Regions from separate parts of the Mus musculus genome. Here region 2 is linked to region 1. The links are chromatin loops, found by intact Hi-C in ENCODE. Cell type or tissue: heart. All regions are shown on one strand. Each heading gives the region's core, and the rest is flanking DNA. Links, peaks and the distances in the headings are about the cores only.

The links. Hi-C counts contacts between places; a loop is a spot of excess contacts. Peaks named below come from ENCODE experiments on the same cell type or tissue, not always from the same donor. Only the 100,000 strongest peaks of a DNase experiment are listed, where the experiment ranks them.
Region 2: a loop joins it to region 1, with 2.6 times the contacts of the local background. A loop is called at or near these places in 4 of 42 quality-filtered maps.

The regions. Positions count from the first base shown.
Region 1 is chr15:86,136,325-86,147,067 of GRCm38, forward strand. Cerk (ceramide kinase) reads right to left here. Exons shown (of 13, transcript NM_145475.4): 9 at 9,961-10,066; 10 at 9,164-9,240; 11 at 8,198-8,403; 12 at 6,358-6,566; 13 at 2,777-5,288. The coding sequence ends at 5,234. Gramd4 (GRAM domain containing 4) reads left to right here. Exons shown (of 19, transcript NM_001379572.1): 19 at 1-1,302. Among named protein-coding and RNA genes, the nearest start is that of Gm15569, 44 kb to the right of the region's middle. In heart, for the core only: a CTCF peak has its summit at 4,178 (motif pointing left); no DNase peak of the experiment used is centred there.
Region 2 is chr15:86,229,385-86,240,127 of GRCm38, forward strand. It overlaps Tbc1d22a (TBC1 domain family, member 22a), which reads left to right. Exons shown (of 13, transcript NM_145476.2): 2 at 5,346-5,402; 3 at 6,132-6,469; 4 at 9,733-9,909. Among named protein-coding and RNA genes, the nearest start is that of Tbc1d22a, 20 kb to the left of the region's middle. In heart, for the core only: a CTCF peak has its summit at 7,047 (motif pointing left); DNase peaks (open chromatin) are centred at 5,887 and 7,067.

The DNA of each region.
Region 1 (10,743 bases), core at 1,960-6,959:
TGTGGGCAGAGCCTAGAGGTTAGGGGCCAGAGTTGCCTTGTCCTCTAACATCTAACAGTATTTATTGTCTCTTACTGCACGCTCTGCAGGGGTAAGGCACATCCCATCCCACCCATGCTCCCTGCCCCGACAAAGGTGGAGACTTCACAGGTGGGCGATCTTGCAGGCCTGGGCCTCTGGGGGGGGCAACCACGACGCCACCTGTGAATCTCCCAGGTGGACCACTCTTGTCTCCTTCAGCTTGTCCCGAGTCCTTCAGATGTCACTGAGATTGCTTTTTTGAAGAAACAGAAGATTATATTTTTTACAGAGAGCAAGCTGTCTTTCTTATTTTTGTACCATTTTTCAAATGTAATTTTTACCTTTGCTCCAACGCTCGTTTGCCGGCGTAGGTGTGAGGCCCGGTGGCTTGGGCTCATGACACCTCATTCCCAGGGGACTTCAGGCCACACACTGGGGGTGGGAAGGGCTTGCCAGGCAACCAGATCAAGCACACATACCACTCCAGATGCGTAGCAGAGGCCACACAGCTCCAGGTACATAGACGGAGGAGTCTGGATGGGGAGGCGGGACCCTCGACCCAGGGCCGTGGCTTGGGCCCCTGGAATATGCTTGTGCTATGAAGAGCACGGAATCAGAGAAGGAGCACCCCAACGTGCCAGAGGGAAGGCAACATGGCCTCTGACCTGTCCGTGAGGATGGCTTCATGGGTGATAGCCACACATGGTGGCTAACACTTCATGGACCCTGGCGGTGCCTGGGTTGTGAGTGTTGCCACCCCGGTGTGCTACAGAGAGGCCTTAAGCAGGGAAGGCTTTCAGGGTGGAATACGTGGTTTAGTTTGAGTCTCTTTCTTTGGGAAAGAGAGATGAAGACTGACCATGGGTCAGGGCAGTAGGTCAGGGAGGTGGCCCCAAGTTCTACCATTAGCCACCGGCAGATCTTTGAGTAGAGCTTAGGGGGTCAGGGCTGGGCCAGGGGCCTATGTAGCTTCTAGGCATCCTTACAGAGACACTGGGGTTTGTACTGGATTGTGTGATCTGGGCAGGTGTTTAATTGCTCACTAATCACTGACCTAGAATGTTCAATTTTGTATGTGTGAAGCTTGAGTCTGTTTTGGATCTGTACATAATTGTTGCTGGTGTAACTTTTGTTCTACAAAAGGATCATATTCTATAAAGAACTGATAGGAAAAAAAATCCTCTGTCACTTTTTTTTTTAAAAAAAGAAAACCTTGTTTAGATACAAAGTCTTGTATAAATTATAATTTTTATTTAATAAACCTAAAATGCTCTGTGCTGAGTCTGAGGAATCCTTTGTTCTTAGCTGAGTGTGTAGATGTTGGTTGGTAGATCAGCTGGGTAACTCTCAGGTCTATACCATACCAGAGTCTTCGTGGCCACTAGTGCCATTTGGGTCGAGCACAAAACTGTCTATGAGACTGAAGGCTTGGGTATGAAATGGGATGGGGAGTGGGTGCTGATTGCTCTACTGCGCCCCCTGGTGTGAGGGAAGCTAGGAGCAGGAGGTAGTCCTGGGGATCCCAGAAGACAGACCGGAAAAGTAGCTGGCCCTGGGTGTGTGAGGGGGAGTCTGGACCAGGCAGTGCCTTGGGGTTGCAGTGTTGGCCTTGGCTCCATTGAGCTGTGGTCTCTGCCACCCTGGGATTCTGAACAGAAGGGTCTCTGGCAAAGCTGTGACTTTATTGATTCAGATACTGACATTGGGCACAGGGGAGATACGAGAAAACCTGGGAGTCAAAACCCAGATGGGCACACGGTTGGTGCCTGGCCCCACCTCTGCCCCAAATGAGCGGCCAGTAAGCTGCCCAAACATCTTTGGAAAGGGGCTACAGGGCCATAGGACGGGCACTGCACGTTCTGTGCATTCACCCACACATCATCCCGCTACTGGCCCATCCTGACATCTATCCACACTTCATACACATGTACTTCATCCATCCATCTTCTCTCTATCCATAACATATACCATCCACCCATCCACCCATCCATCCATCCATCCATCCACCCACCCACCCACCCATCCACCCATCCATCCATCCACCCACCCATCCATCCATCCATCCATCCATCCATCCATCCATCCATCCATCCATCCACCTACCGTCCTATCCATCCAACCATCCATTCATAGCACACACTGGCTTTGGTGCTGTGCCATAGCATAGTCAGAGTTCCCTTGGAACTTGGCAAATAGAATACTCTCAGCTCTCCCGAGAGCTCATCCCACCATTTGATCCTAATCACTCCTCTTTCACCCTCTCTGTGCCTCTGCAGTTGTCCTTCCTGAGCCTGTGGCACGACCTCTCAGCTGTATAACGCCACCATGCCTAGTCCTGTTTGAGGTGCTCATCTGGTTCCCTTAGGCCAGGCAGAGTGTCTGAAGGCGCAGTGCATGCAGACCCCAATACATGCTGCTGTGGCTGGCTCTACAGAGACAGCATTCATGCTCTACTCAGCATAGCTGTACCATATGAGCACAGCTGTATCCGTGCGGTTCCTTCAGGCTAATGGCAGAGCCTACTAGCTAAATAACAATGCAATGGGAGACACACACCAGGTGACACAAGGAGGGTCTGCTCAAATGTTAAAATGTCAGCAGAGTGACCCAGGAGGGTGGGGGTGGGGTGGGGGGAGCAGATAAGTCAGGAAGAACACCATGAGTATTTAGGGTGGCATTCAGTTTCTTAGCAAAAATTCATTAAACTGTGTTTTCATTTCTCTTTTTTTAAAAAAAAATCTGCATTGAAAAGAACTTGTAAATGAGGATGAGGGGAGGCCATAGTCTGCCCAAAGTAACTTTATTATTATTTTTTTTGTCTTCTCAAATATACCAGATCAAATATGCCACTTTCTAATCTTGAAGCCAGCAAGACCAGGAGGCATAATTGGGCCATTCTTGTGTCAGTGCTCCCAGTCAGTGCTCCCAGCTCCAGGAGATTGCATTGGCTGAAGCATCCTCTGGGAAACCAGCCGCTCCCCGGTCCCCGTTCCCACTACTTAGTTTCCATAAACAAAAATAAGTTACAGCTTATGACTGTTGCCTAATTGGTATGCACCAGTGGGAGTTAAAACATGGGCCAGACCCTAACAGGATCCTAAGTTGCCACTGTCTAACCTTTACCCCTGTTTTTTCCTCCTAAAATACCTAAGACCCGGGAAGTTTGGGGTATTGCATCTAAAAAGCATCATGAAGACTGTCTACTGCTTGTGAATGTCAGCACGCCCCCCCCCCCAATCCTGCGCAGCCGTGTCAAGGGCCCTAAGTGTCTGACACTCATGATGCTCCATGACTGCGCCGGGGTTGGAGATTCCGAGCGTGGCTTGCACTGCTAAGCACCGGCAAAGCATCCTCTGACTGCATCTCTCCTCCAGCCCTGGCAGCGGCAGGGGTGGACCAGGGCGTGGGTATCATGTAGCAAGGTCAGTGAAGACCTGAGTCCTTGGAGGACAGTGCAATTCCTGAGATCCAGGGGCACCCACAGCTGCCTCGGGCCCTGAGCCCCCTCTGGAATGCCGGGGGCGAGGGGCCACATTGAGGTGGACAACTGAGCATCGGCCCTCACGCTGCTCCAGGGCTGCCTACCTACTCACAGAGCTGCTAGGCTGGCACCTTTGGGCTCTGCCCATCCAGGGACAGATCTGGATAGAAACTGCTAGTTCATTTACTCTTTCTAGCCAGCTTTCTACTCGACAATCATTAAATAGCACCGCCGCACAACTGCCTTTAAAGTGGTCCCTGAACATGGCCGCCTTTACAGCTGCTCTTTTGTCTGGATGGGACTGAATACTAAACAGAGGATTTTGTGTATGCCTCGAAACAGAAGTCAGTGCAAGAGGACCTGGAAAGCCGTGTGGCCTGCAGAATTCTGTAGCGAGTAACTGGACCAGCACGAGATGCACACTTCCCCCAGTGCAGAACCTAAAACCAGCTCTTGTAACAGTCAGTGCCCTTCCCCGTTTGCAAGTCAAGTTTAAGCTGTGTAGGCCTGAATTTCACATAAAACCCTTTTATACACATTTCAGATGCATCCATCTGGAGACACAGCACAGGCCATAGTATGTGGCCGAGAAGCCCCTGGGTTGGGAATGCCTTCAGAGGAAAACTGGTCATGCGCCCAGGGCTTCGGCCTGAGCAGCTTAGCGCCCCCTTGTGGAGACAGAGCAAATAGCCAAGACGTGATGGATAGGGAGAAAGCTATGAATAAGAACAGAATCCACAGTGCGGAAGAATGGATGTGGAACCAGGAGTAGACATAAGGCTTGCACCAGAGTACCTGGGGGTGACCCGAGATCACCCACCATTCGCTGGTGACAGTCAGGTTGAGGGTGGTATCGAACTCACCGAGTACCCTCTGTGTGTGTCAGTGACTCTCTGTCCCCGCCACCCCCTACCTCTTTCAAAACCCAGCTGTAGAAGTGCTTTGATTCCAAATGGAGCCTCCTCTTAGCCAGTGCTTCAGACTGCCTTGGCCAGGGTGTGCAGGCTACCAGGGCTGACAGAATGAAGCTTCCAAGTGGGCGCTTTGCTGAATTGTCTCACGGGATGCGGCTGTGATGGCAGCAGACGTGGGGGATCCTGAGGATGAGACGTCACCCTGGGTGTCTTCTCGCTGTGACATGGCCCTGCTCTGCAGGCATGGCTGTGCGGAGGACCTCGCTGAGTCAGTTGTGGTGTGCAGCAAGGGCCACATAGCGACGTCCTGATCGTAAATGAAGGTGTGTGTAAAGCGGAGGCCAAGACAGCTATTTACCTTCCCAAACCTGGCCACGGACAATTCCAGAGGAAGTCCCACCAAAGGGGTCAAGGTGACCGGGTTTTACCCATGTGACCAGATGGTGTAACCTGATTCCTGGGACGTAGTCATATTATAATGTCCCTAAAAATTATTGCAGTGTAGCCCACTAAGGGGCTGTCTTGAAATATGCACGGTCGGCATGGCTAAAATCTAGGAAGCCAATGCCCGGAACCAGCAAGTGCCATTTGCTGAGAAGAAGTGAAAAGCGACTCGGAAGCGGGGCCGAGGGTACCAGGTATGGATACAGAACTGTTGACAAAGCTGTCTTTTCTAAAAACCAAGATTTACCTATCAAAAATAAATTTCTAAATTCAAATGGATATATCAACATAACTGGTCTGTCGAATTTTTCTTAAGTAATTTCCACACTCCCCGAGCTCAAGGCCGACAGCTCCTGGGCTTTGGGGTTCTTGCTTATGACTCTTCCTCGATTCCCCGAGCAAAGAGGCGCACCAGCTGGCAGTGGACCCTGCGGGCACAAATAGCAGTGTTCAGATTCCACGTGTGTCTCATCACTCACAGCCGACCCCCCGAACCCCGCACCTCCCAGAATCTCCCAGTTCTCCTGAGGTCTCCGAATGTGCTCTACAACCGCACTGACAGTCTGTTCTCAAAAGACAGCATGCCTTATTCTTCTTGTGGGGAGAGACTTTTCCTTGGCCAGTTCTGTTGGTTTCTATCCCAGCACCACATGTTGGGGAACAAGTGCCCTCCACCAACGAGAAAGGCCATGAGAGCCTTCCTCCAGCATCTTGCTGCTTGGATGCTGGGCACTTGAGGCGTAGTTAGCAAGTTCCAGGGGCGGCTCCCGTTAAAGCTCAGTACCAACCCTGTTGGCTAAGAGTGACCCTGAGCTGCCTTTGCGTACCTCGGTGACTAAATGGGTGAAGTCACTCAGAGCCAGCCACCTGGCCCCAGGTTCTTGCTCATGTCCTTGTGGGCTACCAGAGGCTTCCAAGGCCCCTAAGGCTGTGTGGTGTGGCCTCTGTGGGCTCCTCTGAAGCTCATATGTGCTCGCTCTTTGCCTGACAGAATCAGCATGCCCGTCCTGATCCCTCTGACTCCTGCTTGGTGCTCCACGTCCCAACCTTGAGCACCTGTCACTGACCACAGGCACCTGGGGCACGGAGTGGGGAGTGAGGGTGGGAATTGGGGGGGGGTGGGGAGGGTGGGGAGTCCAGGACTTAGAAAGTACCTAGGAAGCCAGTCACTTTTGCTTATTTTAACTAGAGAGGGGGGACTATGACTGACAGACACCAAGGACAGAATGGCAAGGATGGCAAAGAAAGAGAATATAGATCAGAAGAGCCTCAAAACCCCTGTCGGCAACACATAGTGCCACAGAGTCAGCACCTGCCCCATGCAAAGGTCGGATCACACAGCTTCCACGCCTGGCATAAGGACACGGGGGAAGCAACGCCTGGTGCTTTCTGCCGCGATCCCCAGGGAGCTCCGGTGACATCTGTGAGGCACCCTTGGGCGGAGACAGCGTTTGTGGACAGCCGTCTGGGTGGGTGGCGGGGGTGCGGCCCACTCACCTGACCTCAATGGCCGGGCTGTGCATGACTTCGCCATCGCAGTTCCAGGAGCTTCTGGAGGCTGAGCAAGTGCAAGAGGGTCTGTCCTTGCAGATCTTCCCAAACTTCTGCTTCTCTTGTTCCTTCGAGTCATTGTCCTCGTCTTCCACGTGCTTCGACGTGAAGTGGAATTTCTTGACTCGATAAACTTCAACGAAAGTGAAGTCGAACTGTCAAGGCAAACATGGTGGGGCGGTGGTGAGTGGAGTGGGTGAGGCAAGCCTCTCACCTCGGCTGCTTCAGCCAGCCAGGACTCGTGGTCCTGTGAAGACGCAGACAACAGTGTCTCCAGGCCGCCGACCCTCCTCATCTAACAACTTAGAGACCGGATGTGCGCTGTCCTCCTGGGAGCTTCACACGACTGCCGATACCTTTGAAATCTCAGGTCTGAGGCTAGCGAGATGGTGCAGAGGTTGAGAGCTCAGACCACTTTTGCAAAGGACTCAAAGTTTGGGTCCCAGAACTCACATTAGGCAGCTCAACAACTACTTGTAACTTCAGTTCCAGGGGAATCCAACACGCCTGTTCTCTGAGCAATCGCACTAACATGTTGCGGGAAATATAAAAACGAACCCGCCAACTCTCCTCAGGGCTGAACTAAGGCTCTTGGACTCCTTCAGGCCCACCAACTCTCTAGCCATACCATGGGGCCACAGGGCTCCCGCTGGGCCATCTCTCCAGCGGTGGCCCCTCTTCTTCTTGCTACCACACAATGTCCCACAGACCCCATGGTCAGCCATCTCAACACCTAATTACCCAGTAGAATCAAAACTCTTAAAGCTTAATTAACCAATCAAATTTATATATCAATCATATCACAATTTACAAAATGCCAATACAATAATTTCAGAGCCAATTGATAATGATAAAAGCTTTATTCCAATATTTCTAACCTTGTGAAATCATCATAGCTACTTGTGGCTGGTAAACGCCATTCGGGTTCAAGTCCGCAGCCATCTTCCTTCCTCTCTCCCCTGAGATGTTCTCTGTCTCTGCAACTCTTAGCTCCGCCTTCCCTTTCCCTGTCCAATCACAGGCCTCCTCTGCACTAATGTAATTGGACAGGGAAAATTCTGGGACACTAACACACACACACACACACACACACACACACACACACACACACACACTTTTAAAAATCCTCCATAGATATAAATACTTTAAAGAGGGCTGGAGAGTTGGCTCAGCAGTTAAGAGCACTAATTGCTCTTCCAGAGGTCCTGAGTTCAATTCCCAGCAACCACAGGGTGGCTTACAACCACCTGTAAATCGGAATCGGATGCCCTCTTCTGGTGTGTCTGAAGACAGTGACAGTGTACTCATATACATAAAATAAATAAATAAATCTTTAAAATACATACATACATAAGAATCCTATACTTCATTAGGGGTAATTTTTAGAATTCTCTGTTTCTAAAAATTATTTTTAAGTGTGTGTATTGGGGGGTGGGGTTTGGCTGCATGTGTGTATCTGTACACCGTGTGTATGCCTGGTGCCCGTGGAGGCCAGAAAAAGGCACTGGGTCCCCTAGAACTGGAGTTATAGAGAGTTGAGAGCTGGGAAACTGAACATAGTTCCTCTACAAAGACAACCAATGCTCTTAACTGCTGAGCCGTCTCTCTGGGACCCAGATCCATATTTTTAAATGAAAATCCACATGCAGGAACTGCCAAGGACCTTAAGGAGTGTGAAATATGCATCCAAAAATGTCTGTTTTGGGAAGTTAACAACAGATCCTATGAACCAGTGTGTGGGGAATTGTCCAAATGTGAATGACCTCGGGGCAAGAGTGCGCCTCACCTGGTCCTCCTGGTTCGTGTGCCGGATGAGGAATCTCAGGAAGTTGAACCTGGAGCACTTCCGGATAAGGATGAGGTCAGAAGACCCATCTCCCAGATGGGCAAATGGGGACAGGCCCCCAGGGCTCCGAGGACAAGCACAGGACATGTTGGTGGCATTGATGGCCAGGAACTTCCCACATGTCACTTGCCACTCTTCCATTTCCTCTGCGGAGGACAGCAGGTGGGCGCTAAGATCAACGTGGCACAGAGGCAGCTGCACAGCATGCAAGGGGTGCCTGCCAGCTGCTCTCTCTCCTGCCGCATGCTTTCATTCTGGCCTGAGTATATACCATGGAACCACCCACTCACCTCGGGACCTCAGAAGGTCTTATAGGGAGCAGGTTATGTCTCTTTTGGAGAGGAGTTTAACAAGGGTGAGCAGCCCTATGCAGGGGTCAATCTGACCTACCATTTCTCTTTATATGGCTTATAGGCTAGGAGTGGTTGCCACAGATTTTGGGTAGGCTAAAAAAAATTTTTTTTAAAGAGCAATAGCTTGTAGAAGAATATGACACAAAATTCCAGTCTCAAGAGTCCATAGACAATGCTTTAGGCCCACGACACGCCCACTTATCCACACACTGTAGCTGTCATTCTTGCAGGGAAGGGGTGTAACGAAGACCTTGTGGTGAGTATAGTGGAAGGCACGCATTCAGCCAAGGCCAAGCAGGACATTTGCCAACCTATATTTCATAGCAGCTGGAATGGCAGCCGTGGCTCTGGCCTAGCCTTGTGACAGTGATGGAAGGCTTTCCTACAAATATCAAGGCTCTCCAGCATCTCCTGAGCTGAAATGACTCGATGCTGCCTGGGGCTACCCAGAAAAATTGACACAGTACAACCAGGAAGAGAGAGAGGTGGCGTGGACAGCCAGGAGTGGTCATGTGCCGTGGGGCACACACAAGAATACACTCCTAATGATTACCGGCGTTCTCCAGGCCATACAGGGCTTTCTTCTCTTCTTCTTCCAGCTGTTGCTTGCTCTGCCTGCACACGAAGCACCTGAAAGACAGCATGCTCTCCTTGCCTCTAGTGCATGCACCGAGTGCCTTTAAACAACCAAGCCCCATCTCAACACACACATGCACACACACATGCACACATGAACACACATGCACACCCACAGACACACTCACACTCACACACACACACAAACACACACATTTAAATTCCTTTTCAAACAATAAGAGGCTCGAGTTTCAAAGGCTCCACCAGAAATCGTTCTTTAGGGTACTACTTTCAAACTCTCGAGATTAGACCTAAATCCACACCTATTAATCAGCGGCTTCCTTCTCCGGGGCTTGCAAACATCTCTAGATAGGCTTGACTGCCTAGCTCAGGATGCACCAATGGAGGTGAGAGTGCCTTTATTTCACGGAACAGACGCCATGAGCCGATGCTCCAGTCAGTAACTTGGAGCAGATTTCTCATCTGGGTGTGGGTGAGACTAGCCTAGTATTGGACCTGCCCCTTGAGTCTGCACCTTGAGGAGAACGTAGCTGCTGTGCACGTCGCCAGAATGGAGTCATCAGGCCAGCTCTTCTGGAAGCATCTATGAACTGGGAAGCTCTACACAAACCTATGAAAACTCGGGCGTCTTCCCCTCTACATCTGCAAAGTCCTCCTGCATCCACTGTCCTTTAACAGGAACAGGCTCCTCGCCAGCCCTGCACAGGTCAAGTGATTTACAGTGGAAACCTAACCAGACCTGCGCCTGCTTACCCAGCCCGGCAGGGTTTATTGTCCCGTGGAGATCCCACCGTGTGCTGTGCTGGGAGGAAGGACAGTGTCCCTTCATAGTACTGATGAGAGAGAAAGGTCTTCAACCCTGGGAAAAGAGCAGAAGAGAAAGAGCACCCATTTGTCACTACCTGGTTATGCGTGTCCTTAGATTACCACCACCACCACCATTATCCAGAGAGCAGGGGCCTGGAGAGCTGGCTCAGCACTTATGAGCTCTGGCTGCCCTTCCATAGGACCCTGGTTCAATTCCCAGCACCTACACAGTGACTCACAACCACCTGTAACTTCAGTTCCAGGGGCTCTGATGCCCTCTTCTGCCCTTCACAGACACTGGGCATATATGTAGTCCTCAGACACAGAAAATTATAAAACAAAACAACAACAACAACAAAAAACAATTTAAAGAAAACTGGGAGCCAACCAGTCTGCAGGGGACCCTTGCAGGTGACACTGTTACTATACCAGAAGGAGGTGCAAATTTTGCCCTCCTCACAATGGCTCCAAGTACCATAGCACCAAAAAAAGCACCGTGAGAGGTGTGGTCAGGGCTTTGGTCACATATTAAGGCTGCTACGTATTTGGCAGCAGTGACCTTGAGTGAACTCAAGGGGGGGGGGGGGCTGTCCTGTGTCCTGACGGCTCAGAGTCTCCACCACCCCTCTTTGACATGGTCAGCAATGCCCCCTGTCTCCTGTGTGCTTAACTCCCATCAGAGTCATTATCATCCACAACATTGGTGTCCCCCTGGGTGAATTTAGGACA
Region 2 (10,743 bases), core at 2,965-7,964, 94 kb after region 1:
TCCTGCCCCGACTTCTCTCAGTGATGGACAGTACCTGGAAGTGTAAGATGAAACAACCCCCTCCCGCCCCCCATCCTAGGTTGCTTTTTTGGTCATGGTGTTTATCACAGCAATAGAAAGGTAACTAAGATACACGTGATAGGAATTATTTTTGCATTCAGGTACACATGCAAAAAGGACAAGGTTTTGCACCAACATTTACTAGTGACATGTGTTGTACATTAAATATACATGGGTATTTTTAACTTGCTTTCAGTGTTCTGTTGGTGAGTTAATCTCATCTCTGTCCACCACGGTTAGCGCCTGCTCTGTCTGGCTTGGTTGGTACCTCGTCTGTGTTTACACTCACAGGCCCTGCTTCCTTTGTACTCAGTCCTCAGGTGGTAGCGAGCATCTAGGAGAGAGAGCTTGGAGCCTTCTGCGCGCTGGCTACGGGTCTTATCACATTCAGCATCTTGGTCATGCATGTCCTGGAGGTGTGGCTCAGCACACAGGAGGCCGCAGCTCTGATGCCCAGCCCTGCTAAGACTTTTTAGCTGCCTGTGTAGTGTCACAGACTTTGCTGAGTCTCTTTCCTTATGTGCTTACACAAGAGGTTTTGTGTCTCTGTGGCAGGACGTGGCGTTATGTCACGTGTCCTTGCTTTCACAAAGTATCCCTAGGGTGCTGTATAACTGTAGAGTCTTAAAAGATATATAATTTATTCAATAATTTCAAGAGCATATTTATGTACTTTTTTGGGGGAGTGGGTCAGAGAGCCTGCACACATACCTCTGCAGCGCGCCCCCAGCTATGAGTATTCTTCCAGAAAGGTTTCCTTATCTGAGGTAAGTATGCGTGCCACTTGCCAGGCCTTTTCAGTGGCTCCACTGAAGTCTGTTTTTCTTCTTTAGCAATGCTAGACCAAATAAATGCAATTTTAATAAGATAAAAACGAGGCTCCTTTAAGTCTGAGCTTGAACTTTGTTGGAACATTTTCTACTCAATAAACACAAGTGGTTTGCCTATGAAGAATTAATGAGTTTCCTGTTCTGCTGGGAGGGAAAGGCCTGAAATCTTTGATAATGCTGCAGAGACTTTTATGAAAATGACATGCAAATAGTGCCCTGCAGGCCAAGCTGCCTACTGTTTTGAATATAAATATATTGGGAATAGAAGAAGCCTGTGAGTATTAGAGGCAAGAGAGATTGGCAGTTGTGACAGGTGCTCTCTGTGGGTCACTTTCTGTATACAAAGTGCTACCACTGTGGCTGTCTTGGCCACGGTGTGTACTTGACTTCTGTTTGGATGCCAGGCTTCACCCAGGTAAACCCTCTCCGCCACACATCCACAACTGTACCCTGTAAAAATTCTCATTTCCTCTCCCAGGCCGAGGAACTTAAGGACCAGAGAGTTGACTCGTTTTGAGTTTTACCAACCAGTAAGTGTTGGCCCTGGAATTGGAACCTGGACCCTTTGACTCTTCATCTTGAGAACACTGCACCAGGGTCAGGCACCCCTGAGATTTGGAGAAAGGCTACTCTAGGTTGTGTATGATCTGAGTAACTATATACCTGTTCTCTCCCTTGACAAACAGCACATTTCTGATTCTCCTGGGTTCTGTAAAATGCAGGTAATGCACAGGGCTGTGGGGGCTTGGTTCTTGCCTCAGGATGTTCTGGAAGTCACTGGAAGGACTGGAAGGTTAGGGCTGAAGTAAGGCTCTTCACTTTTTTGTCTTACTGTGGTCAGTGACTGCTACAGGAGGTTAGTTATGATGGGTCAGTTGAGATGGGTACTCACGGGCACTTCTTGGGACTAATACTCAAAGAGTATTGCCTGGGGTACAAGAGAGAAAATCCAGCCAGTCAGGTGGAAGCTCTAGTCAGGGTTCAGCAAGCATGTTAGTTCTTCTATTTTATATCCTGTGTAACTGCACCCATCCCTCATGCCCCATATAACTGCACCCACCCACTTCAAATCTATGTAGCTGTGCTTACCCACGTAAAGTGTGAGCCTTCCTCCATTGCTCTTCACCTTTTCACTGAGGCAAGGTGTGTCAGTCAACCAGAACTGTTTGGTGTGGTGCCATTGGTCCTGCTAACCAAGCTGTCCCAGGCTTCCTCTGTCTCCCCCTCCCTGGGTTGGAATTACAGATGAACTACCATGCTCACTTATACATCTGGGGTTACATGTGAGTCCTGGGGTTTCAGATTCCTGTCCTCTTAACTACTGAACATCTCCCAGGCCCCATCTGTCTAGAATTTTCTGCCTGCCTCTCTTTTCTTAGGTTCAGGTATACCTCTTTTCCAAGGGAAAACCAGCACTGGGTTTAATGTGAGTGCGTGCTGTGTTCCCATAGGAATGACCACAGGGCATTCTAACACTAGGCTACTGTTCTCTTTGATAGGCACACTATTCTGATGGCTGTACAGGAAAGGGTAACACGCCCACAGTTCTAGATGTGGACATCTTTTGGTGGGACTGCTATTTGCTGGCCATACAGCACAAATGACACAGAAGGAATTCTCACTTTGCAAATCAGTAAGCAGGTGAATCCTTGTTAGCAGATGGACACAGGATATGAGTAGTTTACAAAAGAAGAGGTACCAGTGGAAAAAATATCTCAGGCACAGAGCCAGCGTGGAGATTGCTTCTGTCCAGTTAGTGGGGTCTGGCCATCGGCCAGCTCTTGTTGCGGGAGAGGGAGCTACTTGACTGTCCTTTGGCAGCATGGCCAAATCTCCTTAAGTGTGTGCCTTATGCCCAGGGCATTCCCATTGCAGGACTTTGTCCTTAGGAGGTTATCAAGTGCTGTGTAGCCATTTCTCTCCAGAGGTGTTATTGCTATCCTTGTAACCACAAACACTTTTAAATCAGTTCTGTGTTTCACAGTCAACCTTGGGTAAACTCATTATGTTGTAGCCATATGGCAGCACAGTGTGAAATTAGAAGTGATGCTGTCCAGGGAGGTGGCACGGGCCAGAGATGAGGGAACCAGAGCTCATTCTATTCCTGTGGGGTTTACAACGTTTAATGTTGAAATAATTAAGATTTACAAGGAGTTGCAGGCAAGTCCGAGCACTCTCCGCCTCAGAGTGGCCTTTTACATTTACATATGCTACTTGTAGGCTCCTCACACATCAGGTAACACAACTGAAGGTAAACAAATGACTTAAGTAAACTGAAGAAGAAGGAAGTAATAATTTGGGGAAATACTTCACATCACAGAGTCAGCAAGGTAGAACTTAATTTTAAAAAAGATTTATTTTTATTATTAAAAGTATTTTATTTATGTATTTGCTTGTGTGTGTGTATATATGTGCCGCAGCATGTAGGTAGAGGTCAGCGGTCAGCTTGTAGGAGTTGTTTTCTCCTTTCACTATATGGGTCCTGGGGATTGAACAAACTTAGTTTGTCAGGGTTAGGGGCAAACAGTTTTATCCACTGAGTTGCTGTAGTGATCCTAACTTTTCTTTCTTTTTTTTACTTTTAATTATGTTTATATGTGTGGTGGTGGAGGGATGTGCATGTATGAATGCAGGTGCCCATGGAAGCCAGAAGAGGGATTTGAAGATGGAGTTATAGGTAGCCTTAAGATGCTTGATGTGGGTGCTTGGAATTGAACTTGTGTCCTCTGCAAGAACTGTATGTTCCCCCTCTCTCTCTGTCCATCTCTCCATTCCCAGGATTTAAAGAAAACTTCCTTCTAAGCTTTTCCTTGCTGTGGATGGGAATCAACACTGGACAATGTGGGGAGGGAGGGAGAGGGAGAGGGAGGGAGGGGGAGCAGCTAGCTCTAAATGGGAAGTCTTTATCAGACCCCTTCCTTCAAGGCTTAGGGAATCTGTGCAGAGAGATTCCCAGAGCCAGAGGTGATGGATGACCCCAAGGAAACCCAGCAGGATGAGCCACACATTAGTTCACAGGGGCTGACAGCAGGCACAAGACCTGTACACGTTCAAACCAGATCAGATTCCAGCACTGAGAAGGGGACGTGGACACACAAAGTCCCACCCTTCTTCAAGAGACTATTTGAAAGGGACAATCTGTTTTCTCCAGTGGAGTCTGACTGGGTTTATCAACCACACTGCAGAGTACCTGGCCCACACAAAGTGTATTCTGGGTTGGTTTGTGCACTTTTTGTTTTTTATCTTTCTGTTTTGTCTTGATCTTTCTTTCTTTCTTTCTTTCTTTCTTTCTTTCTTTCTTTCTTTCTTTCTTTCTTTCTTTCTTTCTTTCTTTCCTTCCTTCCTTCCTTCCTTCCTTCCTTCCTTCCTTCCTTCCTTCTTTCTTCTTGCGAGGGAGGTGGGGAGGATCTGAGAGGATCTGGGGAGAGGGATCTATTAAAATAAAAACATCTTTTAACTCACTTAAAAATACTACACATATTTGTGTGTGTGTGCGCGCATATGCACATGTCACCCACAGCACTTGGATGGAGATCAGGAAACAACTTTGAGAATCAGTTTTCTCCTTTCCCCATTAGATGATTGAACCCAGGGATTGGACTCAGGTTGTCAGGCTTGGCAACTAGCGCCTTTTACCAGCTGAGCCCTCCATGGTCCCAGGACTTCATAAAAAAAAAAAAAAGCCTGCATGTGCTTACCTACATTGCTCTTTATGTCTCTCTGCACGCTTCTCCCTTCATCAGGGTCTTGTGTCGGAACCCCAGAGTGGGATGTCAGTTAGGGTGTCTGACGCCAGTGGCTCTGATGAGTAGGGATTCCTTTGTCTCTTGTGCCTGGAAGGGAAAGGAGGTGATCTGCCTGGACCCCAGCTCAAGGAAGCCATCACAGGGCCACTCTATCTCCTGCTGTACCAGCCTTCAGAGGTGGCTTCATTCTTGAGACTTCTCATGCCGAGGTGACAGATATCCTGGCCTCACCTCAAAGGGACATGCCTGACTCAGAGGAGCTGAGGTTCAAGGGTACTGGCTGAGCCTGTCTGGTTTTGGTGGGAGAGTCGCACCCTCATATGTTTTTAAATTGATTACATCTTTACAAAATTCTTTATGTTTGGATAACCAGAGGCGCATCTGGTGGATATTCCCAGTGAGGTTACCTTGTGAGGTTGTGTCGTGCTTGTGAAACACATTTGTGAGCAGTGGCTCAGGAACCCGGTGTTCCCAGTGGTCTGAGGACTCCTGGGGCTCCCTGATGGTCCAGAGCATCGTGGGGTGTGTGGGCCTGTGGGCGCCGTAGCCCCGGTGGCTGACATGCAGCTGCTGATGGGTGTGGCTCTTCCTGGCGTGGGGCTGAGGAGCTGGCAGTTTTCTTGATTCACCATTGGGCTTTCAGCAGAGCTAAAAAACCCGAAAAACCAAAAAACCAAAAACCCTAACGTTTTGTTTCCTGTTCTCCTAGCATCCAGCATGTGTATGGAGCCCAGCACCCACCGTTTGATCCGCTGTTACATGGCACGTAAGTGGCAGTTGGTGACCTGCTTCTGCCAGCTCATTGGAGGTTCAGAGGGAGGGGAAATGTTCTCTCAGTCAGCAGATGGCCTAGCCACTTGCTTTGTGAGACACTACTGTCCGAGAGTAGTTCCCCCTGTAGCTGGGCAGTGGGATGTGGGGCTGCAGAGAGCTGGCACTCCTGGCTTGAGGGCAGCGTGGCTCCAGACTGTCCTTACACCGCACCTGAACCCTTCCTCGGTCCTGCACTCTCTCTGTCCTGGTGGTGGCTCTTCTGAGTATTGGGCCTAGCCCAGTGCTGGTGTGGCCCTGCAGGGCTGCACCTGTCTGTCATATTTCTAGACTTCTACTGGGGCCTATGCCATGTGTTGTTGTCAAGCTTGGAGGGACGTCCTTTGAACTATTCTGTCTCCGAGTGTGTATGCCAAGGCCCCGTTTTCTGCAAGGTCCTCTTGCTCTGTACCCGTCCGCTGCTGCTTTAGGAGCTTGGCTGAGATGGAGGGAGCGTGAGAATGTACTTTCTAGCCTTGGCACCATTGCTGTGTAGTTCTGTGCTGCTTGGTGGCTCTTGTCTGGAACGCCTCCCTCCCTATCACGTAGCCTGTGCAGTGCCAAGTCCTATTTTGATGCCCACACTTTGTGCTTTTCTTGGCACCCTCATCTAGATGAAGTACCTTCTCCCTTGGGATTCTTTTTTTGGCTGAGTGTGCACAGTAAAGACACCTTTGCTTTGTAGCTTGCTCAAGTCCACGCCCAAGGTGCCCACCACTCCGGTGAAGGCCAAGCGGGTCAGCACCTTCCAGGAGTTTGAGAGCAACACCAGTGATGCTTGGGATGCCGGTGAAGACGATGATGAGCTCCTGGCCATGGCGACAGAGAGCCTGAACTCTGAGGTGGTCATGGAGACAGCACATCGTGTCCTGCGCAATCACAGCCAGAGGCAGAGCCAGCCTTCACAGAAGACGACAGAACCAGAGCCAGAGCCTCAGCCCATAGCAGAGCCTCCTGTACCTCCCAGTGGTGACCTTCGCCTGGTGAAGTCTGTCAGTGAGAGCCACACTCCTTGTCCTTCAGGTAGGGATGAAGGGACAATAGAGCCAAGGAAGGATTGGATTGGAATAAAGAGGGCTGTGTGCCTGTTTGCACCAGGACTCTGGGCCTTGAGAGCCTGTACGGCCATCTTTCATGCGGATGTGGCCCTCCCAGGCCCGTGGGCTCCAGATGGTCTTTTCTTTATTTGGGGACCAGGCTTGTGGCTGGTGTGGGGGCCCAAGAAGAGGGCCACTGGGGAGCACAGGCGATGGGAGATCCTAGGCTTCTTCAGAAAGGAGCCAGGAGTGCCCACGCATGCCTCCCCTGGGTAAGGGTGCTCTCATTTACAGATGAAAAACAGATCCATAGTAGTCTAAGGCCACCCTGCTAGATTCAGAAAGGGGCTTTTACATAGCCTCATTTTCAGAACCGCCTTCTGAGAGTTGATGGGCTAAAGCCTTACCATGTCTTCAGGTGAGAAGCTGGTTTTATTTGATTTGTAGCAAATTTGGAAGTCCGAGTTTACAGGGGAAGGTGGCTTTCTCTGAATCTGATGGGGGATTGCTCCCTTCTACCTCCTGTCTGCTTAGTCTAGGCAGGCTGCCCTCTAGTGGCGGCATCCAAGGATTGACAGGAACCTTGGATTCTGCCCACCCCTGTGCTCATGCAGTGGTGGACACAACTTCTCACGTGCCCACAGCTGGCTGGACCGAGGGCATTGCTATTGCTGGTGTTGGCCCTCAGCACACCATATGGAGGAGCTGAGAGTGGTGGATCACAGGATATCTGACTTGGAGGTCCAGATCAGAAACAGACTCATCTCCAGGAGATGATGGAGCTTGGTGGTGTCACACTGTGGCAGCCTCTCCAGTACAAGTAAACACTTCTCAGGACGTCTTGTTCCTGGGGAAGGGGCTTTGAGCTCTTTGCTGTGTCCTGCAAACCTTGGGCTGAGCGTCCTGTATTTGTTATCTGGGAGAGATTTTTTTTTCTTGAGCATTTAATAATAATAGCATGTTGTTGCTCATTGTATGGCTAATACCACAGCCAGCCCCTTGGATGGTAAATTCTTCAAACTCCTCAGGCTTCTAGGAGGGAGTTGTGTTGTTCTTCCTTTACAAATGTAGTACCAAGAAGACCCCTAGCTGCTCAGGAGAGGTGGCTTGGGGTGGGGCTGGGGTTGTCTGTGGCTCTAGAGTTCCTCCTGTTAGTGCGGGCTCCTGCAGAGACCAGGAGTTCTCATCCAGAGATCTTGCTCTCATGTTGGATAGTGTGTGTCACTGAGCATGGTGTGTGCTCAGATTTCTGCAGTGCCCTGACAGAGACTGAATATTGCCACACCCTCATCAGTCAGGCCAGGGAGTCCTGCACCGTAGTTAGTGAGACCTCTACCAGGATTAGTTAGATTGGCTCTGGGAGCTGCAGGAGTGTGTCTATCCAGGGCTTAGCCCCTGTTGCCATAGAGTGCTACCCTCTGATCATAACAGCTCACCTCTTCACCAGAACGGCTGCGACTGCTTGCAAGAGACCCTCAAGATGGGACCTGCTGGCTGTGAATGTTTCCTCATAGTAGGAAGAAATGTGAGGGACACTGGATCCTTACCTCAGATTCTCATCACTCCCTCCTGTGCCTCCCAGATAGCTGTGTGCGACTCTGTCCTAGTCAGTGTTCTGTTGCTGTGAAGAGACGCCAGTGACCACAGCAATGCGTATAAGAGAAAGCATTTAGCTGAGGCTTGCTTATATTTAGAGGTCTAATCCATCACGGCCATGGTGGGAAGCACAGTGGCCTGCAGACAGGTGGGGTGCTGGGGAAGTAGCTGAGAAGTCTTTTTTTTTTTTTTTTTTTTTCCCCGAGACAGGGTTTCTCTGTGTAGCCCTGGCTGTCCTGGAGCTCACTTTGTAGACCAGGCTGGCCTCGAGCTCAGAAATCCTCCTGCCTCTGTCTCCAGAGTGCTGGGATTAAAGGCGTGCGCCACCACGCCTGGCCCCTAGCTGAGAATTCTATATCCAGATCCGTAGGCAACAGGGAGAGAGAGACACACACAGACCTGCCTTGAGCATTTGAAACCCCAAAGCCCATCCCCAGTGACACACTTCCTCCACGGCCACACCTACTCCAGCGAGGCCACACCTCCTAATCCCTGTCAAGTAGCTCTACCCCATAATGACCAATCATTCAAATATCTGAGCTGTAGGACCATTCCTATTGTAGCCATCTCAGCCCTGGATGCTAGAATGTAGACATAATGGAGGATCTCTGGCGCTTGCTGGCTAGTCAGTCAAGCTAACTCAGTGAGCTTCATGCCCAGTGAAAGAACCTGCCTCCAAAAATAGAGTCGAGAGGGACTGAGGAAGACACCTGCTGTTGAACTTGATTGCACATGCAGATGTACATATGTGCATCACACACACATGCATAGATTCCCCACGGTGTTCTGCTCCTGAGCTCCAGGGCTGATGTGTGGGAGGGTGTATTTTGGGTGCTTGTCTATAGGGCCTAAGGCAGACACCAGCATGTTGAATTTGGATCTTTCCTGAAGCTCCCTCTTGACTGCAAACTGGTCTGTGCCTTCTGAGAGTTGAGGCTGCTGGGTAGAGTCAGGGACCACAGAGCCTTATGCCCTTGGTTCCTGTGGCTCTTTGTTGGGTGACCTGGCTCCTCTCTGGGCTGTTCCTAGCCAGATCCCAGAATGGATTGTGCCATCTCCCCTCCCTCCTCAGGACTCCTTGAACCTGCAGGGTTTGGGGGGGGGGGGGGCAGCTAAGGAAACCCCGAGAGAGGGGCTCCTGACTTGTCCATGAAGGCTCCTTGCCTGCCTGGCTTTCTTTGTCCCTGTGTGCTAGGACTTGGGATGGGTGGATGGGTGGGTGGGTGAGTGGTGGTGGGGCACTGAATGAGATGTGCTCTGGTCCTTCTGAGCCTCCTGGTCACTTACCTGCTGTCCTCAGTGCCTTTGTGGCATCATCCTTTCCTTTTCTGATGGACAGTGGCTTGCCTGCCGAGTACACCTGGGTGGCCCATTAAGCCTACTGTCCAGGCCTGTGGATATCTGAAGGCTGCAGAGGAGTGCTTTGGATTTTGTTGGCTATCAGGATGTATCTGTTTGTCTGGTGAACAGTACTTCATTAGTGAGCTAGTGTTTGGTGCTGGGTGATGGGAGGGAGGGAGAGCTGACCAGATGATGGTCACAAAGGCCCATGGTAACATGGTGAGCACCTGGGCACATGGGTAAAAGAGAAGATGTGCTCAGGGGGCCAAGGGCTTCTGCTAACCTTGCCCTTTGCTCTTCTGCCCTTTCTAGAGAGCACCGGTGATACAGTCCCTCTGCAACGGTCCCAGTCTCTTCCCCACTCGGCCACAGTGACACTGAGTGGGACATCTGACCCACATGCCCTTGCTGACTCAGCCCTGAGTAAGAGAGAGACCTCTCGGCTGGACAAGTTCAAACAGCTGCTTGCTGGCCCCAACACAGACCTTGGTGAGTCCCTGAGAGTGGGTTGTGGTTTCTTACAAGACCAAAGGTGTCATAACTGGTTACACACCTGCTGTGTTGCGTTTTCATGACATCGAGTCCCTAAAATGCTGGTAGTTGGACTGCTTAATTCCTTTAGACATGTGTGCTAACATATTCCCAACACAGTATACAATTTCCTGGTATATATGCTTAATCCTTTTTACTTAATGCTACAGTATGTGGTCCTCAGGGGGAGCCCCTAGAGGCCTGGCAGGTGGCTGTCCTTGTTCTTCATAGGCTGTGGGTTGACTGTGACATCTGGGGAATGAGGAGGGATGACTACCATCCTCAACTATTGACTTTTGTACTTTGCAGACATGGGACTAAGGGTGGCATAAGTGTGACAGTGGGGAGAGGATGATTGCGGGGTGAATTGTTGTCAGTTGCACGGTCACCTGCAATGCCTGTGTGGACACTGGCCAGTCTCTAAGACAGTTGTTGCTTTCAGGATCCTGTGGTGGGATTGCCGTCGGATGACTGGTTCTCTCGTTTTCATAGCCGGTGCTTGCTGAAGGAGCTCAAGGAGAGGTGTTTATTAGGGACTTGACTTTTCTGAGGGCCACGAGAGGTCCCGGCCATGGGATCCCTCACAGCAGAGAAATAGTGTTTGAACGGGAGAGAGAGGCAGTGCAGAGCAGCACACTGCAGGCCGAGGACTGTGAGGTGCAATGCCCCTCATGGTCAGGAGGTGGCGCGTGGGGCCTGTGGATGGGCCGCAGGAAGCTGACCTGTGCCTCTGGGGAGCTTTAGGGAAGGATGGCCAAGTTTTCTGTTCAAGGTTGGAGCAGGGCGCCTTAG